Regions from separate parts of the Homo sapiens genome. Here region 1 is linked to region 2. A link is a loop called in an ENCODE intact Hi-C map of the cell type or tissue named here. Cell type or tissue: endothelial cell of umbilical vein. All regions are shown on one strand. Each heading gives the region's core, and the rest is flanking DNA. Links, peaks and the distances in the headings are about the cores only. Region 1 holds the start of TMIE (transmembrane inner ear). Region 2 holds the start of PTPN23 (protein tyrosine phosphatase non-receptor type 23).

Region 1 (9,118 bases), core at 462-8,461, 680 kb before region 2:
TGAGGAAGTGGGGATTGGAGTGCTGCAACAAGTGATTTGGATTTTAGCAGAGTTCCTGTTTGCCTGGCCAGGGCATGCCTGGGGAGGACTGGGTGGCCCAGCCCACTCAGTCCCCAGACTTTACCTCCCACTGTTGAGCGTTTCCTCGATGGGTCTCCTGGGCTGCAGTCCTTCTCCAACAGCTCTCGTTTTCCTGCCTGGCTGTCATCTCCGGGCCCTGACACTGGCAGGTGACCGCAGGTGGCCCTCCGCTCCCTGCTGCAGCCTGCTGTGGTCCTTGCCCATTCATGGCATGTCCAGGCCAGAACCTCACAGGGCTCTGGAGCCACAGGGTCTCCCTGGTTCTCAGGGCAGGCCTTGCTGGGCCATCCCCAGCCTGCGCAGGCCTTCACCAGTGCCCCTGGTGATAAGGGTTCCAGGGGCCCAACACCTGGGCTGCTTCTCCTAACACTCAGCAGCAGGAGATAAATAAGAATAGAAGGAAGGAAGAAAAGGAGGGAAGGGGAGTCTACCAACTCCAGGCCTCCCCACTCCTCTTCCTAAGTCTTCAGCCCCCACCCAGGTCTCTACATCTCCTCAGAACCTCCCTCTGTCCCTCAGTTGTCAAGGCTCAACATGGGGTCAGGGCCAGAGTGCAGTGTGGGTCAACTTCAGCATGAGGTCAGGGTCCTGGCTTAGACTGAAGTCAGAGTCAGTGTTCAGGCTGGGGCAGAGATTGAGGGCAGCCAGGGTCAGAAAATGGTCCTCCAGCCCTTCCAGGGACAGCCCACTTCTGTCCTGTGGGGCTGAAGATGCTGGCTTCTTCTGGAACCCTCCATAACACTGCCGGCTGGCAGCTCTGACCATACCATCCCCTGCTCTCCAGCTCTGGTGTCCAGGGTGACCAGAGCCGCCTCTGGGCAGGAAGCCAAGCCAGAAAGCCCAGGACATCCCTGAGCGCCTGTCACCATGGCAACCTGCCCGCTCTGCCCCCCCCCCAAACTCAAATCCAGTATATTTTTCAAATCCAGCATGACAGAATGGGAAGGGCCTCCTAGATCAGCAGATTCCAGTCCCACCCCCTTGTCCCAGATGGAGAAACTGAGGCCCATTTGCAGAAGGGAGGGGGACCTGTTGATTAGGGACCTGGCCCCAGCCTGTCCTCCCTCCCGCCCACCCCCACCTCAGTGTCCCTGGGGATGCGGAAGGTGGGGGCAGGGAGGGGGAGCCTGCGGCCCGATCTCCCGGGAAGGAGGGGGCGGGCCCTCCACCGCAGCGATGGCGGGGGCGGGCGGCGCGGGAACCTGACACCGAGGATGAATAAATGATGCTCGCTGACTACCCGTGGCCAAAGCCCGTGGCCACCGAGCGCCGGCTGGCAGGGGCAGTGACCGGCGGCCGGCCCGTTCGTCCCTGGGCTCCGCAAGCGGCGCGGTGGCACGAAGATGGCGGGGTGGCCGGGCGCGGGTCCCCTCTGCGTGCTGGGCGGCGCCGCACTCGGGGTGTGCCTCGCGGGGGTTGCCGGGCAGCTGGTGGAGGTGAGGCCGCGGCACGGAGGGACTGGGGAGGCTGTCACCCTCCAGGCAGGGGGCTGGGGGAGAGGGGACGCCTTTTTGATCCGGAGCTTGTTTGATCCCTTACTCTTGCCCTGAGAGATCCAGTCTCCCGGGCGATGCAGCCCTGCCCCAAGCCCTGCCAGGCTGTGAGAGAGACTCAGCCCCACTCTTAGGGTCCCTGGTCTGATGGAAGGGCACAGTACCCGATTTCTGGAACATTAGTCTGACGGGGGAGACTCACCTTGACCTTAGGGATTCCCAGCCTGACTTGGGGACACAGCCCTGCCCAGACTGATGGGGGATACTGGGCCCCCATCCTCCAGCCTTTGGTCTCACTGGCAGGGAGGTGCACAGCCCTGGGTTTCCTGGACCTCTAGTCTGATGGAACAGACCCTGAATTTAGGGTCTTCTGGAGGCAACAGCCTCTATCTCCAGAGATGTTCCAGGGACCCCTGTCTAATGGAGGGGGAGACATAGCCTTAAGATGGAGACGAGGGCATTCCAAGTTGGAGGGTGGGGGCAGCAGGATGAGGAGACCCTTTACAGAGAAGCTATGTGGAGCACTAGGTCCAGAGGGGCAGGCAGGGCAGGACCTAGGGACTGGGAAGTCTGACTTGGTCCTGGTGATAACCGGGAGCTTTAGAAGGTTTCTGCTCAGGGACAAGTCATGATGAGTTCTGGTTTGGAAGGAGGGTAAATTGGGAGCAGGCACACAGTGGGAGAGGTGGGAGGAGCTGCTGAGATAGCACAGAAGCTGGGGGAGAGCCCTGGTGGAGAGCCTGGCTGGGGCCAGGAAGGGTGGGGCCATCTGTAGCCTCCCTAACCCCCTTGTACCCCACTCCTGCGGAGCCTGAAAGGGGAGCCAACGAGGGAGCTGGCAGACCAGACCTAGAGTTCTGAATTGTGAGGCCAGAGGGAGAAGGCCCAGGAGCCAGGGCCAGGGAGGAGCAGGGGATGGAGGCTGTGCAGGCAGGGGCGGACCAGAGGGAGCAGGAAAACAGAAATGCAAGAGGCAGTGAGAGGTGCCCAGGGAAGTCCTGAGGGGTGGGGGCTTGGGGACAGTGTGGGATAGAGAGGACAGAGCCATGGGGAAGTTGTTATGGGGGGACACAGCCCTGAACTGGAGGGTTTGATGGGGACATAGGGACAGAGCCCTGGACCCAGATGTAGCCTGTCCCTGCTGTTGCCCAGAGGGCATGACCACAAGGCTGGGCTAGAGTCAGGTGTCAGCTCCAGTGTCCCTGTAAGGGGAGCTATGCTGGCTTGAGCCCTGTGAGGCGTACTTGGGCCCCTCACAGGCTGCCCTGAGGCCTGGGTACAGAAACTGAGCTGGCCTAGGTGCAGACAGAAAGCTGGGGGTGGGGGTTAAGTCAGTTCTCAGCCAAGGACTCTTCTCCCTCACCCCCAGGAACTCATCTTTTCCCAGTTCTAGGGAAATTGCATTTGGAGGCCATCTGCCTGACATCTGCCTACAGTCTGAGCAAGGCCTTAGCTCTTCCCTCACGGAAGCACCAAAGACATGGGCAGGGCTGGGGGCCATGTCACCACCCACCTTAGCCCTGTGTGGGTCACCATCACCCTCCATCAGCCCGTGAGGCTCTGAAGGAGGTGGGGACCTCCATGCTCCAGAAATCAGACCCCAGCAGGGCCCAACATGAGGAGAAGACCAGCTGTCATCTGCTGCCGTCCACCCAAGACCCCTATCAGTAAGAGTAGGCCCAGCTCCACCCACATCAGGGCTGGGGCAAGAATGTGTAGGAAGTGAGCTGCCTTGGCTCAGAACCTGAGAACTTTGCCATGGCCCTCAGAGTCTTCCAGTCATACAACCAGCCGGGCCAACACATTGAGCCTTAGAATTAGGGCAGCTGCCACCATCAGGGCCCTAACCCTAATGGCACAGACATGTCCCTGACCACACCCACATGCATGCCAACCACACATGTGCCCAACCTCACACATGTTCCCCAACTTTATGTACATGTCTGACCCCACACATATATCCAGGGGAAAGTACTGAGGAATGGTGTCTTCTTGTCAATAGCTCACCCTGGCAGGGAGAAAAGAGCCTGAGAATCAGGTACCAATCCCAGCCCACAGATCCTCTGGGTTACCTGGGACAGGTTGCTGATCCTCTCTTGAGTTCTGCAACCCACGCTGAAGGGTGGCATTCACTAGATGAAGAAGCGCCTGGCTCATGACAGATGCCTAATCCATGTTTACGGACCTGGGGGAAGAAGGGCTGGATGGTCGAACTACAGGTTGCCTTTCTTCTCAGAGAACCAGAAGGGACTTCTCGTGTCTGTCCTTATTTAGTAATCAGTGCACAACATCTCGCTCATATGCCCCAGGGTTCTCTCTCCCTCAGAGGACAGACCCCTCTCCCTGTCCCTCAGCCACACTAAGTGACAGACATGGGGTCATATCCATCTCTGGTCAGGGACAGATCTTACTCAAATTCTACAGTGTGGGTCCATGTCCCTTCAGACCTAGGCAGGACTGTGTCCCCTAGACACCCAGGGTAGAGCTGTGTCCTCTAGACACCCAGGGCAGGACCGTGTCCCCTAGACACCCAGGGTGGACCATGTCCCTAGACACCCAGGGTGAAGCATATCCCCTAGACACCCAGGGCGGACCATGTCCCTAGACACCCAGGGTGGACCATGTCCCCTAGACACCCAGGGCAGGACCATGTCCCTAGACACCCAGGGCAGGACCATGTCCCTAGACACCCAGGGCAGGAACATGTCCCCTAGACACCCAAGGTGGACCATGTCCCTAGACACTCAGGGTGGACTATGTCCCCTAGAGACCCAGGGTGGACCATGTCGCCTAGACACCCAGGGCAGGACCATGTCCCCTAGACACCCAGGGCAGGACCATGTCCCTAGATGCCCAGGGCAGGACCGTGTCCCCTAGACGCCCAGGGCAGGACCGTGTCCCCTAGACGCCCAGGGCAGGACCATGTCCCCTAGACGCCCAGGGCAGGATCATGTCCCTAGACACCCAGGGTGGACCATGTCCCCTAGACACCCAGGGTGGACCATGTCCCCTAGACACCCAGGGCCAGGGTCATGTCCCTAGACACCCAGGGTGAAGCACGTCCACTAGACACCCAGGGTGGACCATGTCCCCTAGACACCCAGGGCAGGACCATGTCCCCTAGACACCCAGGGCCAGGGTCATGTCCCTAGACACCCAGGGTGAAGCATGTCCCCTAGACACCCAGGGTGGACCATGTCCCCTAGACACCCAGGGTGGACCATGTCCCCTAGACACCCAGGGCCAGGGTCATGTCCCTAGACAGCCAGGAGCAGGGTTGTCTCCCCTCAGACCTGGGCAGAACTATGTCCCCTAGACACCCAGGAGAAGGGCTGTGTCCTCTCAGACCTGGGGCTGGGCCATGTCCCTTAGATATCCAGGATGAGGCCATGTCCTCTCAGAACTGGGGCAGGACTGTGTCCTCTAGACCCTGGGGCAGTGTCCTATCCCCTCAGTCCCCCAGGGCAGGGTCATGTCCACCTGGAAAGTGGGAGTGTCTGGCTGTGCTCTATTCAGGCTTGCTACAGCCGCACTTCTGCCTTTTGGCCTCCAGGTGTCGCCACAGCACTGCAGACCTTTTATTTATCCAGTGCCTGTCCTGTGGACACTCTGGGAGAGTCTTCTGTTCAGAGTGACTCCTAGTAGGGTAGGCGACCAAAGGAGGCCACCTGGCAGGGGTCCAGGCCAGCTGGCAGAACTATGTGGCCCAGACTCCTAGCTCCACACCCCACCCTCACTGGGGAGATGTGAGAGCAAAGCCAGTTAGCCAGCACCCCCCAGGCCTCGCCTTGTCTCTGGCCTTGGTCCTGAGACCCCATCTGCCTGGGTGGAGCCCAGGACTGGAGTAGGAGGGTGTGTTCATAGGGGCCTTGAACCTGGCCAGGACAAGCCATCCACATTTGCTCCTCCAGGCCTTGGTTTCCCCAAGCATCAACCACCCTCCCACTTCAAGTACCTGGCTCTGCTCAGTTCTCTTGCTCTAAATCTGGAACTTTCCAAGGTCTAGGGTGTTGGTAGTGCATGCTTAAGAGAGTTGATTCTAGGAGATTCTGATATGCTTGGGCTGAGTGTTTGCTGAGACCTGGGCCCTTCTCAGCTGGTTCCAGCCAGCTGGCCTCTGCCTAACTCACTCCCCTCTCTCCTGACCCACAGCCCAGCACGGCCCCACCCAAGCCCAAGCCGCCTCCGCTGACCAAGGAGACAGTGGTGTTCTGGGACATGCGCCTGTGGCACGTGGTGGGCATCTTTTCGCTCTTCGTGTTGTCCATCAGTGAGTAGCTGTTCCCTTCCCTCTCCACCACACTGCAGTGGGAACACAGCACCCCCTGCCCCCCAGAGGGCTCAGAGCAGCAATTCCGGGCAGTGCAAGTAGGCCAGGCACCCGCAGGAGACCCGCGGTGGTTTCTGGCACCTCCTGATCCACACAAACTCCCCGTGGAGGGCTGACAGGCCGGTGGTGACCTGAAGTATTCTGCAGGACCCAGGGAGGTAGCCACATGGCAATTATGGTAATTACAGGGAACTCCACTGAACCAAGGACTGGGACGAGGACGTGTCATTTTTCCCTATGGCTGGCCTCCTGATGCTTTTCCTGCAGTTTGGCCAGCTTAAAGGCCCACACCCAGGGGCCCCAGCAAGGCCATCCTCCACTAGAGGCTCCCCAGACACCCAGCAGATGTGGCTCCCAGGCTTCAATCCCTGCCTTGTCAAATACCATTTTCCGGGAGTGACTCACACCCGCCTCAATTAAAAGCAGGAAACCCATTCCTCTCCTGGGCTCTGGGAGCTTCTTGATGCAAAGTCGCAGCAGAAATGGGCTTGGCCGGCTCCCCTTAGCCCTCCCCTCAGAATGGAGGTCTGGAGTTGGGGAAGGGGACAGAAAGGCACAGGAGACAGAGGCCAAGTGGGGAGGCTGCCATGGCACAAAGCAGTCTGACAGAGGTTCCCACGAGGCAAAAGCAGAGTGGGGGGGAATGTAGGAGGTAAAGGGAGAAGCAGCCCACTCCCCTGCAAAGGCATCACAGAGGAGGGTCCTCTGAGGAGGAGGGTCCTCTGAGCTGCAGACCGGTGGGAGGGTAGGTGGGGTTTTGCAGGAGGGAAGGCTGGAAAGGCATTCCGGGAGAGGGGATGTGAGCAGAGGCTGGAGGAAATGCAGCCTCACGCAGGGTCTCAGATGAACCCAACTGGACATTTGCTGAGTGCACCCTGGGTGGGGAGGCAAAAGCTGCACTTCGTCCCAGCCGGAGCTGTCCCGGGATGAGGTGCCCCAGAGAGCTGGGTGGCCCACAGAGAGCCCACCCAGATGTGAGGGGCTCCAAGGAAGACGTGACATCTGATTTGCACGTGCTTCTCCTGGCACCAGAAGTGCTGTCCCAAGAGAAAATATCTGCCCTGCAGAAAATCCCCGCCCCCCATCTGAGCAAGAGCCTGTGCTTTGTTCCCAGCCGAGGCTGAGAACCAGTCAGGCATCTTTGTGGAGGCCCCACAGACAGATAGGTGTGCCTGCAGCCTCAGCCAGGTGTCCAGAGAGGGAAACAGCCCGCTGCAGGGCTCGGGGGTCATCTGCCCTACAGGAGCCACAGGCACAGCCTAGGATGCAGGTCTACGGAGCAGCAGGGAGAGCACTGTGGGCCTCAAGACACAACAAAGGTGCCTGGGGCCACATGAGAAAATTGCAGTGTCAGACCCCAAGCGGCACTTGGACATCAACCACACAGACCATCTCTAACCCCATTTCCTAGAAAGGGTAAAGGATAGTCCCAAGACACCTGAGCAGCAGGCAGCACTTGTTACCTTCCATTGCCGGATCTAGGCAGTGGGGGCAACACAGCTCCCTCTCCTGGGGGGAAACATTTTTCCTGCTTCCCAGTCTGCCTGGGCTGTTATTGGAGCATCACCCCCAAAGCCCTGCAGGAAAAGGGGCTGGGGCTAGATGGGGTGCCCCTGGAGGTCTCCTCCAGCCCCAGGGACTTATATCCCAAGCCCCTGCCTGGGCCCTGGAACTTGACCCAAAGCTCTTTGCATCTCCCCTTCTTTGAAGAGAAGCAAACAGGCCAGGCTGTGCGGGGCAGGCCTGAAGTGAGGGGTGGTGTTTGAGCCCGGCTCTGGCTGCCGTCAGTGGCCCACTGAGCTCCTTAGGAAGCCCCAGCCTCCCGGGGCCTGGGACCAGCCTGCATGGAGCCTGAGTGGGCATAGTCCCAAGGAGGTTCCTGGTGGGGTGGCTAGAAGAGGTGGCCTAAGCCGGGAGGGTTAGGATTGGGTACCAACTTCGAGTCTCAGGCATGAACACAGGTTCTGGAGAAATCCAGGACCCAGCTTCTTGGATAAGGCCTGCTGTCTGCTCAGGTCCACCCCTGGACAGTCGGATCTATAGCTGGGGCCCTTGTGCAGCACCCTCCTCCAAGTGTATGCCTGGATGCTATTGGCTCCCCAATTCATTCACTCTAGTCCAGTCCTGTTCCCAACAGCAAAGGCTTTGAGATCATCCCATTCATTCATTCATTGATTTTTTTCTTTTATTCTGAGCCTGGGTGAGACCTAGTAGGACCACAATATTTGTCTGAAGGGGTTCTGACTTGGTTGCATAAAATGACCCCAGAAGGTACTCCAGTCCAGGCTACATAGATCTGATCCATCTTCCCCAAAATAGACCTGGTTAATCCTCCGTGGGCCCTTCTGCCCCCAGGAGTCTGCCAGGAAGTTATGTCTGGTCATCTGATTTATAATAGGAACCAGCTCCATCCCCTCCTCTAGGGCTGGGGCCAAGGTGGTCAGGCTGTGGGGGCCTTAGGAAAATAAACTCAGTCCAGCCAGGTCCTGGCAGCCCTAACCTGCCCTACCCATCCCTAGACAGGCCAGCTCCATGACCTGGCCCAACTGGCGTGGGTGCAGCTGCCCTCAGCCGGAAAACCACTCCTGAAATAACTCCGTCTGAGGTGAATGCCTCAGGGCAGGGTCTGTGCCCTCTCATGGGCTCCCGCCCTAGCCAGGGAGAGCCCAGGGATGTCCTCAGGGAGGCTGAGGAGGACATGCAGAGCCACGTCCTCTCATGACTGAGGCAACTTTGGCCTAGCTCTCAGTGGTGTGGGAAGGAGAAGCTAAGTTGCACACCCGGAGGCCTGGGTTGGAAGTGCTGGATGGCCCCCAGGAAGCTATGGCTTAAGTCATGGTGCAGACCTCTGCCTTACCCTCCAGTGACTCTCAGTCTAGTCAGAAAGACCCTCAGGACCAGGACTGGTGACATAATTTAGCCAGGGTCCCTTCCAAGCACGGGGGCCTGTGCAGCTGCATGAAGTCAGCCCTGCTTAGGAAAGCCACCTTGGTCATCATAGGGTCCACAGGGGTTTTGTCAAGATGCTGAGCCTCCTGCCAGGGTCTGGTGGGTGAGACACATGTGGGTGGATGGGGGCGGGCCTGAAGGAAGGCGGATGCCATTCCTTGGGTCTCTGAACCCCAGCCCCAGCCAAGCCTGCTCTGTCCTCCCTACAGTCATCACGCTGTGCTGTGTCTTCAACTGTCGTGTGCCACGGACCCGGAAGGAGATC
Region 2 (9,118 bases), core at 807-8,806:
GTCACTGTGACCCTGTGTTATGGGCTAAATGTGCCCCCTCCATTACTCCTCATTTCATGTTTGAAGTCCTAACCTCCAGTACCTCAGAATGTGACTGAGTTTAAAGGCAGGGTCACCAGGCCCAGGGATAAGATGGCCATTAACAAGCCAAAGAGAGAGGCCTCAGAAGAAACCAACTCTACTAATACCTTATCTCAGACCTCTAGCCTCCAGAACTGTGAGGAAATACATTTCTGCTTAACCTACTCAGTATGTGGTACTTTCCTATGGCCACTCTAGCAAATGAATACACCCTGGAACTCACAGAATACTTTATTTCTTTTGTTGTAGTTCAACTCCAGAAGCACCATGTGGGGACAAGGTGTTCCCATTCCACCTCGGGAGTAGAGGCCAGGGGAAGGAAAGGCAGTAGGGCCAAAGCTATCACTGTAGGAAGCTCATGAGATAGGGACCCATCTGCCCAGCTCTCCTGAATCCTGGAGCCTCGCCAGAGCTCCCTCTTGCATCTGCAATTCCACCTGCCTGGAATGCCCATCTCTATAGGTCTTCTCTGTCTTGCAAGGCCCAATTTAGGGCTTCCTACTTCTCCCCTTCCTCTCTCACTTCCTGTTCCAGCCCATACTGAACTGCAACAGCTTAATCCTGACCCCTTGCTGGCCTCAAGTTTGGGTCCTGGGCTGTCTGTGTCCTGTGGCCAAGCAGCCGCCTGCTTCTTTGCTCAGTAATGCTATGATGTAGTCTCCCAATTCCCAGCCTGCTCTGGACTCAGCTGTTGTGCCTAGGTCTTGCAGCTCCCTCATGGCTGACCACTGCCTCACCATCAGAAAGCCCCAAGGTAGGCTGCTTTATGCTTTTGTATTTTACTTACTACAAATTGTGTTCGGGCAGTTTTGCAGGTTGTAGGCCTTCCCATACTTTCTTTCTTGTGTTTGTTTTGAGACAGAGTCTTGCTCTGTCACCCAGGCTGGAGTGCAGTCGTGCAATCTTGGCTCACTGCAACCTCCACCTCCCAGGTTCAAGCGATTGTCTTGCCTCAGCCTCCCTAGTAGCTGGGACTACAGCCACACGCCACCACACCCAGCTAATTTTTGTATTTTTAGTAGAGGTGGAGTTTCACTATATTAGCCAGGTTGGTCTTGAACTCCTGACCTCAAGTGATCCGCCCGCCTTGGCCTCCAAAAGTGCTGGGATTACAGGCGTGAGCCACCATGCCCAGCTTTGCCCAAAATTTCTCTATCTCTGTCCAGGTGACCTCAAGATGGTCTTCCAGGCTGGGCGCAGTGGCTCTTGTCTGTAATCCCAGCACTTTGGGAGGCTGAGACAGGCAGATTGCTTGAGCCTAGGAGTTCAAGACCAGCCTGGGCAACATGGCAAAAACCCATCTCTACAAAAAATACAAGAAAAAATTAGCCAGGCCTGGTGGCACACGCCTGTACTCCAGCCACTAGGGAGGCTGAGGTTGGAGAATTGAGTGAGCTCAGGAGGCCAAGGCTGCAGTGAGCCGACATCACACCATTGCACTCTGGCCTGGGCAAACAGAGCAAGACTCTGTCTCAAAGAAAAAAAAGTCTTCCAGAAACAAGCTCTTCTAAGATGCTGGAAGAACTGGCAAAATTTTTCTTTCTCTTTAAATAAATTATTTGCAAGGTCTTATATTTTATTTTTTTTAAACTGTGGTAAAATATACCTAACAAAGTTTACAATTTTTCTTTTTTTTTTTTGAGACAGAGTTTCGCTCTTTGTTGCCCAGGCTGGAGTGCAATGGCACAAATCTTGGCTCACCGCGACCTCCGCTTCCCGGGTTCAGCGATTCTCCTGCCTCAGCCTCCCGAGTAGCTGGGATTACAGGCATGCACCATCAGGCCCGGCTAATTTTGCATTTTTAGTAGAGATGGGGTTTCTCCCTGTTGGTCAGGCTGGTCTTGAACTCCCAAATCAGGCGATCCACTCGCCTTGGCCTCCCAAAGTGCTGGAATTACAGGTGTGAGCTACCGTGCCCAGCCACAAAGTTTACAATTTCAAGCATACAGTTCAGTGGCATTAAATTGTTCAGATTGTTATACAGCCATTAAACAGTAACTCTCCATTCTCCCCTCCCCTAGCCCAACAGACACCATTCTACTTTCTGTCTCCATAACTCTGACTAACTAGGTATCTCAGATAAGCAGAATACAGTATTTGTCCTTTTGCAACTGGCTTATTTCACTTAGCATAATGTCTTCAGGGTTCATTCATGTTGCAGCATGTAACAGAATTTCATTCCTTTTTAAGGCTGAATAATATTCCATTGTATGTACACACATCATCTTTATTCATGCATCCATCCATCACTGCATGGATTGCTTCTCTTTTGGCTACTGTGAAATGGTACTGCTATGAACATTCATGTAATTTCATTTTCTTCTGCTCTAACTCCAACTGGAATGAAGCTAGGCCCTTGACTAAGTCTTGAAAGGGTTTGAGGTCTCACAACAAAGGGACCTGGGCTCTACCTTGTGGGTGAAGCCTGTCTTAGAATCCCAGATCCCACCCACATCCCACGGTCTCCATAATTTTTCTTTTTCTTTTCTTTTTTTTTTTTTTAACACATGGTTTCACTTTTGTCGCCCAGGCTGGAGTACAATGGCACAATCACGGCTCACTGCAACCTCTGCCTCCCGGGCTCAAGGTTCCTCCCGCCTCAGCCTCCTGAGTAGCTGGGACTACAGGCGTACATGAGCCACCATGTCCTGCTAATTTTTATATTTTTTGTAGGGACGGGGTTTGGCCATGTGGGCTAGGCTGGTCTTGAACTCCCGGGCTTAAGCGATCCGCCCGCCTCGGCCTCCCAAAGTGATGGGATTACAAGCGTGAACCACCGCACCCGGCATCGTGGTCTCCACATTTCATCCAGAACGAGTCAAAGGCCTTGACCTCGAGCTTAACACGGACCTGAACCTTTGCTCTTCCCTTGTTTTCCCTTATCAGTAAACAGCCCCACAGCCACCCACCTGCACAAGCCAGAAGCTTGGAAATCATATTCGACGTCCTCATGCCCTTACATCCATCCATTCCAAGTTCTGATACTTTTGTCTCCAAAATATTCCTCAAATATTTCTCAAAGTGGGCAAAATATTTCTTTGCTCACTTTTTACTTCCCTCTGCTCCAAGCCACAATCACCTGTCTCCTGGAAGACTACAAAAGGCTCACTGATCTCCCAGCTCGCACTTTTGCACTCACTATCTCCAGGCCATTCTCTGTTATTTCTATTGTTACTATTATTATTTTGAGACGGAGTCTCGCTCTGTCGCTCAGGCTGGAGAGCAGTGGCAAGATCTAGGCTCACCGCAATCTCCGCCTCCCAGGTCAAGCGATTGAACCTCCAGCCTCAGCCTCCCGAGTAGCCTATTATTTATTTCTAAAAGTAGGTGATACAGCCATATGATTTAACAATTCCTGCTCTATAGGTCCCCTCTCCAGAGGCAACAGGTGCTCTCCATTCCGTGGTCTCCTTCCAGATACTGTGGGCGTCCCTGGGTGCTCACCTGGCCGTATACCTTCCCCCACCCACTTCCCCACAGGGCCCGGGGCCTCCTCACTCCGCTTGAGACCCTCCATCCAGGCGCTCCCTCCCTATCGTCCGTCTCCCTTGGGCACTGCCCGGCCTCCCAGGCTGGGCTGAGTAGGCCAGTCTCCGGTCAGTGATTCTGTTCCAAAGCTCGAAAGCCTTCGCAGCACTGGGACTGAAACCCCCAGCTCTCAGCCCCGACTCCTTCAGGCCAGGTGCTCCCTCCGCACCCTCTCTAAGGCCCGTTTTCGCGTCATCTCTTTCCAGCGGCCCGCCCGCCACGTCATCTCTACCACAGCACCAGTCCTCCACGGCTCTTGACAATACGTGGGAGGGCAAGTTCATAGGTGAGGTCTCATGCTCTTCCTAGGAGGGAGGAGCGCGGCGGGCGGGACCCGCAGCTGGGCTTGGCCCGGGAGCGGGGAATAAGCTCGCTCCGCGCCTCTCAGTTTAGTGGATGAAGACTACTATCCCAGAAGCCGTTTCGCCTCGGGCTGGCGAGCTCCTCCCCGCCCTACTCCCTCCGCGCGAAGAAGACTGAGCATGCGCAACAGGGACAGCGCCTGCGCAAAAGACTACGCGAGCGGGTGGCTGGGTTCACTGCAACTCCCGGCAGGCCGCTGGCATTTTTCATTCCCTCCCGTGACCAGTGACTTCCGGCACGAAGGGGCGGGGCTGGGCTCGTGGCTGAGCCAGCAGCTGCAGCAGCTACGGGAGTGGCCGGGTGGCCGGCGGGTGCCAGCCGCCATGGAGGCCGTGCCCCGCATGCCCATGATCTGGCTGGACCTGAAGGAGGCCGGTGACTTTCACTTCCAGCCAGCTGTGAAGAAGGTGAGCTTGCCTTCCATCTTCCCCCCTATCCGCCGCGTATCTCCGTCGTCTGCAAGCGCGTGACGCCCCCCTGCGCGCCCATCACCTCCTCAGGCCCGGTCGCAGGGTCCGGTGAGGCCAGGAGGGGCCTTCGCCGGTTTTCCTCAGCCTGTCCCACACCCCGGCGCCCGCAGGCCATTCTTCTCCTCCCCGATAGCCCCGTGCTAGCACCTGCATCTTCATCTGAACCCGGTTCCCGACTTCTGCCCCGAGTCATCCGCTGTTCCCACTGAGGCAGCACACTTCCTCCTTCTGACGCTCGGACCCAGTTCTGCCCCGCCCCTCCTCCATGCCAGGACCGCCCCGCGCGGGAGCGGTGGGCGGCCCTGACCGTGCGGATTCTTTTGCTGCGCCCGGCCCTCGGTGCGCTGTCAAGTCCACGCCCGCCTGGGACAGACACTGGGGATGGCTCAGGGGCGTGTGTTTAAGACGTGAGCCCCGGTGGCCCAGGGAGATGCCCGACCCCTGCGGTGAGGGTTTGTTTTACAATTGCTGCGATTCTGTATGGTCTCCCATTCGGGAGTCTCTTTGGACCAAACAATACAATCCCACGACATTTTTAGGAGGGTTACTGCTTTTCGTAACCGACTGGAGGGCATAAACAGTGTTGTAGAGCTCAGAGAAATCTTACTGTGTTGGAAGAACAGACGGGCAGGTTTGGCGTTGACTAAGGCAAGGAACTTCTGTGGAGAGGTTCAGGTGTGGTGATTGAACACAGGTGCCCTCCGAGACATCCGCTGTATTGGTAGCACTGAGGGCTAGAGCAGAAATGAAAAGGAACAACCAGGAGGCCGTCGCAGGTGGGGGGCCTTGTGGGCTTAGCACAGCAGATGCCAGAGTAAGCCCCAATCTAGATGGTGCACCACTTAGCGAGACGCTTGGGAAGACAAATAGGAAAAAGAAAATGGGTTTGGAAGTAGTTTCCCAAGAAGCTGTCTCCCCTCTAATCGCCATACACCATTGCCTTAGTTCAGACAGTGTTTGAGTCCATCATCTAGCCTCTTGGGGCCAGGAAATGAGGGTAATTGATCCAAAATTCTAGAATTTTGTTAACGGTTATCCAGACGTTGCTCTCTTCTTCATCTGCTGTTTCTTTTTCCTACCTTTTTTTTTTTTTTTGAGACGGAGTTTCGCTCTTGTTGCCCAGGCTGGAGTGCAATGGCACGATCTCGGCTCACCGCAACGTCAGCCTCCCGGGTTTAAGCGATTCTCCTGCCTCAGCCTTCCAAGTAGCTGGAATTACAGGCATGCGCCACCATGCCCGGCTAATTTTGTATTTTTATTAGAGATGGGGTTTTGCCATGTTGGTCAGACTGGTCTCGAACTCCTGACATCAGGTGATCCGCTTGCCTCGGCCTCCCAAAGTGCTGGGATTACAGGCCTTCATCTGCTGTTTCATACAAATACAATTGGATGAATTTTTCTAAGACACAACAGAACTCCTGTTTTCTTTTTCTTTTCTTTTTTTTTTTTTTTTTTTTTTTTTTGAGACGGAGTCTCACTCTGTCACCCAGGCTGGAGTGCAGTGGCGCAATCTCAGCTCACTGCAAGCTCCGCCTCCCGGGTTCACGCCATTCTCCTGCCTCAGCCTCCCAAGTAGCTGGGACTACAGGCACCCGCCACCACCCCTGCCTAATTTTTTGTATTTTTAGTGGAGAGGGGGTTTCATCGTGTTAGCCAGGATAGTCTCGATCTCCCGACCCGTGATCCACCCACCTTGGCCTCCCAAAGTGCTGGGATTATAGGCATGAGCCACCGCGCCTGGCCAAAACTCCTGTTTTCTGTTTTACAGAATAGATCCGGTATCTTTTTTTTGGAGACGGAGTCTTGGAATAGAGCCAGTATCTTTAGTTTTCCATTAGAGTTCTTCCAGACTTATCCCACTTCTTTCAGCATTTATTGAGTCCCCACTGTGTGCTTCATCTACTGTGTGCATCTGATAGAGGTACCCTAGATTCTGTTCTCAGTCACTTGCTGTTTCCTTACCATACTCTGTTTCCTCTTCTGTGCCGTTGGTCATGGAATTCCTCCTGCCTAGAAGAGGTCTCATTTTGCCCTGTGGGGTGGTGAGGTGCCCTTCTTCAATCTCCGTGAATTCCATTTTCTTGTCTCCCATCCAACTTTCAAGGTCTACTTAAGCTCTCCTTTCTGCAGAGCCTTTCTTAATCTTTCTACCTGGATTAATCTTTCTCTTCTCTTAATTCCTTAACTCTTTTCATCCTTTCCCTGGTGACAGTTATGTATGCTGTGTTTTAACCCCCCTGTTCAAGTGTGTGTTACCTGAGAAGCATCTCTGTGTTCCCCAGAGCCTAACAGTGTACCCTCTACATAGTTGGCAGTCAGAAAAATATTTCTCAAATGATTGAATTACAGCTGAGCGGAAATTTAGAGATGGTGACCATAAATATATGGGAATGCAGTAGATAAAATCTTGGCCCAGAAACTCCTAGGAAGTATTTTTGTTTGAACTTAGCCTTTGCTGCTCTGACGATTCACACCGACCCAAAGGGTATTGTGTGACCAGTGACTTCCCTCCATGCACCTGGGCCTCCAGGAGAGGAGTTGCTCATTAGCCCTTTAGCCCGAGGTGGTATCAGATATGAAACAATTACTCCTATAGACACTGGAGGAGACTGTGCAGACACCACTGCAGCCTGGGGACTCTTCCCAACCTGCACCCCCTTCCCCAACTGCAGAGCCCCTTCTCTGCCTTCTGCCACTGGCACCCTTGTCCTGCTTTATGCTTGCTCTGAGCTGTGGGAACCTCTGCCAGTGAATTGGAGCTGAGGGTTAGAATTTAATTTAGAATAGAAGGGTGAAAATTGGTTCTGTTTACATCAACTGGTTAAGTACTATGCTGAACCTTGATAAGCAGACAAGTAAGAGACAGCCTTTTTTTTTTTTCAAGGAATTCATAAAGGAAATTTAAAAATTATAGTGATGACATTAAGAGTAGAAGTATTTGTAGGCCGGGTGCGGTGGCTCACGCCTGTAATCCCAGCACTTTGGGAGGCCGAGGCGGGCAGATCACGAGGTCAGGAGATCAAGACCATCCTGGCTAACACGGTGAAACCCCATCTCTACTAAAAATACAAAAAATTAGCCAGGCATAGTGGCGGGTGCCTGTAGTCGGGAGGCTGAGGCAGGAGAATGGCGTGAACCTGGGAGGCGGAGCTTGCAGTGAGCCAGGATCGTGCCACTGCACTCCAGCCTGGGTGATAGAGCGAGACTGTCTCAAAAAAAAAAAAAAAAAAAAGAGTAGAAGTATTTGCAGTGTATAGAAATACCAGCCTGAGGAGGGGCCATCAGGGAAGGCTTGCCAGAGATGGATTTTAAAGGATGAATAGGAGTTTTCCAGACAGGTAAAGGGGTTCGTTGTTTGAGAGGGCTGGGCTTTTGACAAATCTTTCATGGTGGCTAGTATTGATTTTCACTCCCAGTAGACAAGCCTTCCATTATGGCATAATGTGAAATAGAAGCCAGAAAAACAGGATGGTTTTGAACTGCAGTGGCAAACTTTAGGTTAGGATATTGGACCCGTGTGAATTTTTTTTTTTTTTTAGATGGAGTTTTGCTTTCGTTGCCCAGGCTGGAGTGCAATGGCACCATCTTGGCTCACCACAACCTCTGCCTCCCGGGTTCAAGCGATTCTCCTGCCTCAGCCTCCCAAGTAGCTAGGATTACAGGCATGTGCCACCACGCCTGGCTAATTTTGTATTTTTAGTAGAGACGGGGTTTCTCCATGTTAGTCAGGCTGGTCTTGAACCCCCGACCTCAGGTGATCTGCCTGCCTCGGCCTCCCAAAGTGCTGGGATTACAGGTATGAGCCGCCACACCCAGCCAGACCCACGTAATTTTTTAGTGGGGAAATGCTGCTGGCCTTGCATCTTCTTAACTTGTGCTTTGGAGGCCAGAGTGCTGATTCACTGGAAACTGATGATGGATGACTCTTGTCCTCTTTATCAGTGAGTGATTTGGCCTCAGGTATTTCTGTTTGAAGTTCTTTATTCTTTCTGGCCCAAACACTTGCCCTTAACCAGCTGTACTTGAGCTCAAGTCCAGCTTACTTGGACTGAGCTGTTACGTTCATCCCTGATTCATTCATTGAACAAATAGTTATTGAGTGCCTGTCATGTGCCAGCCCTGGGTACAGTGGTGACAAAAACCTGTGTCTTGGCTGGGAGCAGTGGTTCTAACCTGTAATCCCAGCACTTTGGGAGGCTGAGGCAGGTGGATTGCTTGAGTCCAGGAGTTTGAGACCAGCCTGGCCAATATGATGAAACCCCATCTCTACTAAAAATACAAAAATTAGCTGGGCATGGTGGTGCGTGCCTTGTAGGCCCAGCTACTTAGGAGGCTGAGGTGGGAGGATCACTTGAACCCAGAGGTGGATGTTACAGTGAGCCAAGATCACACCACTGTACTCTAGTCAGGGCGACAGAGTGAGACCCTGTCTCCAAAAAAACACCACAAAACCCTGTCTTCATGAAACTTACCTCCTAGTAATCTACACAGTAACCCTCATCCTCAAGTGCAGGTGTACATCTGGCTGGTAGCCACCCTGCCTGTCACTTGGCTTCTCTTCATCTCCCATCCTCCCACTCTGGCTGAGTTGATCTCTAAATCTCTACTTTCCCATCAGGCTGCTCATGGCCTGTCCCCAGCTTGCTTCAGCCTGTCTCTCTAACTTCACTCCCCAG

What was found. Hi-C counts contacts between places; a loop is a spot of excess contacts. Peaks named below come from ENCODE experiments on the same cell type or tissue, not always from the same donor. Only the 100,000 strongest peaks of a DNase experiment are listed, where the experiment ranks them.
Region 1: a loop joins it to region 2, with 5 times the contacts of the local background. A loop is called at or near these places in 16 of 110 quality-filtered maps.

What each region holds. Positions count from the first base shown.
Region 1 is chr3:46,700,064-46,709,181 of GRCh38, forward strand. TMIE (transmembrane inner ear) reads left to right here and starts at 1,329. Exons shown (of 4, transcript NM_147196.3): 1 at 1,329-1,517; 2 at 5,727-5,844; 3 at 9,063-9,118. The coding sequence starts at 1,425. RefSeq lists an enhancer at 6,350-7,107. In endothelial cell of umbilical vein, for the core only: a CTCF peak has its summit at 5,122 (motif pointing right); a DNase peak (open chromatin) is centred at 5,158; H3K27me3 peaks cover 710 bases.
Region 2 is chr3:47,376,802-47,385,919 of GRCh38, forward strand. It overlaps PTPN23 (protein tyrosine phosphatase non-receptor type 23), which reads left to right and starts at 4,220. Exons shown (of 25, transcript NM_015466.4): 1 at 4,220-4,379. The coding sequence starts at 4,296. It overlaps PTPN23-DT (PTPN23 divergent transcript), which reads right to left and starts at 4,691. Exons shown (of 1, transcript NR_185912.1): 1 at 2,291-4,691. RefSeq lists enhancers at 3,606-4,283, 3,793-3,852, 4,023-4,242, 4,284-4,959. In endothelial cell of umbilical vein, for the core only: no CTCF peak of the experiment used is centred there; DNase peaks (open chromatin) are centred at 4,110 and 4,710; H3K4me3 peaks cover 2,342 bases; H3K27ac peaks cover 1,952 bases.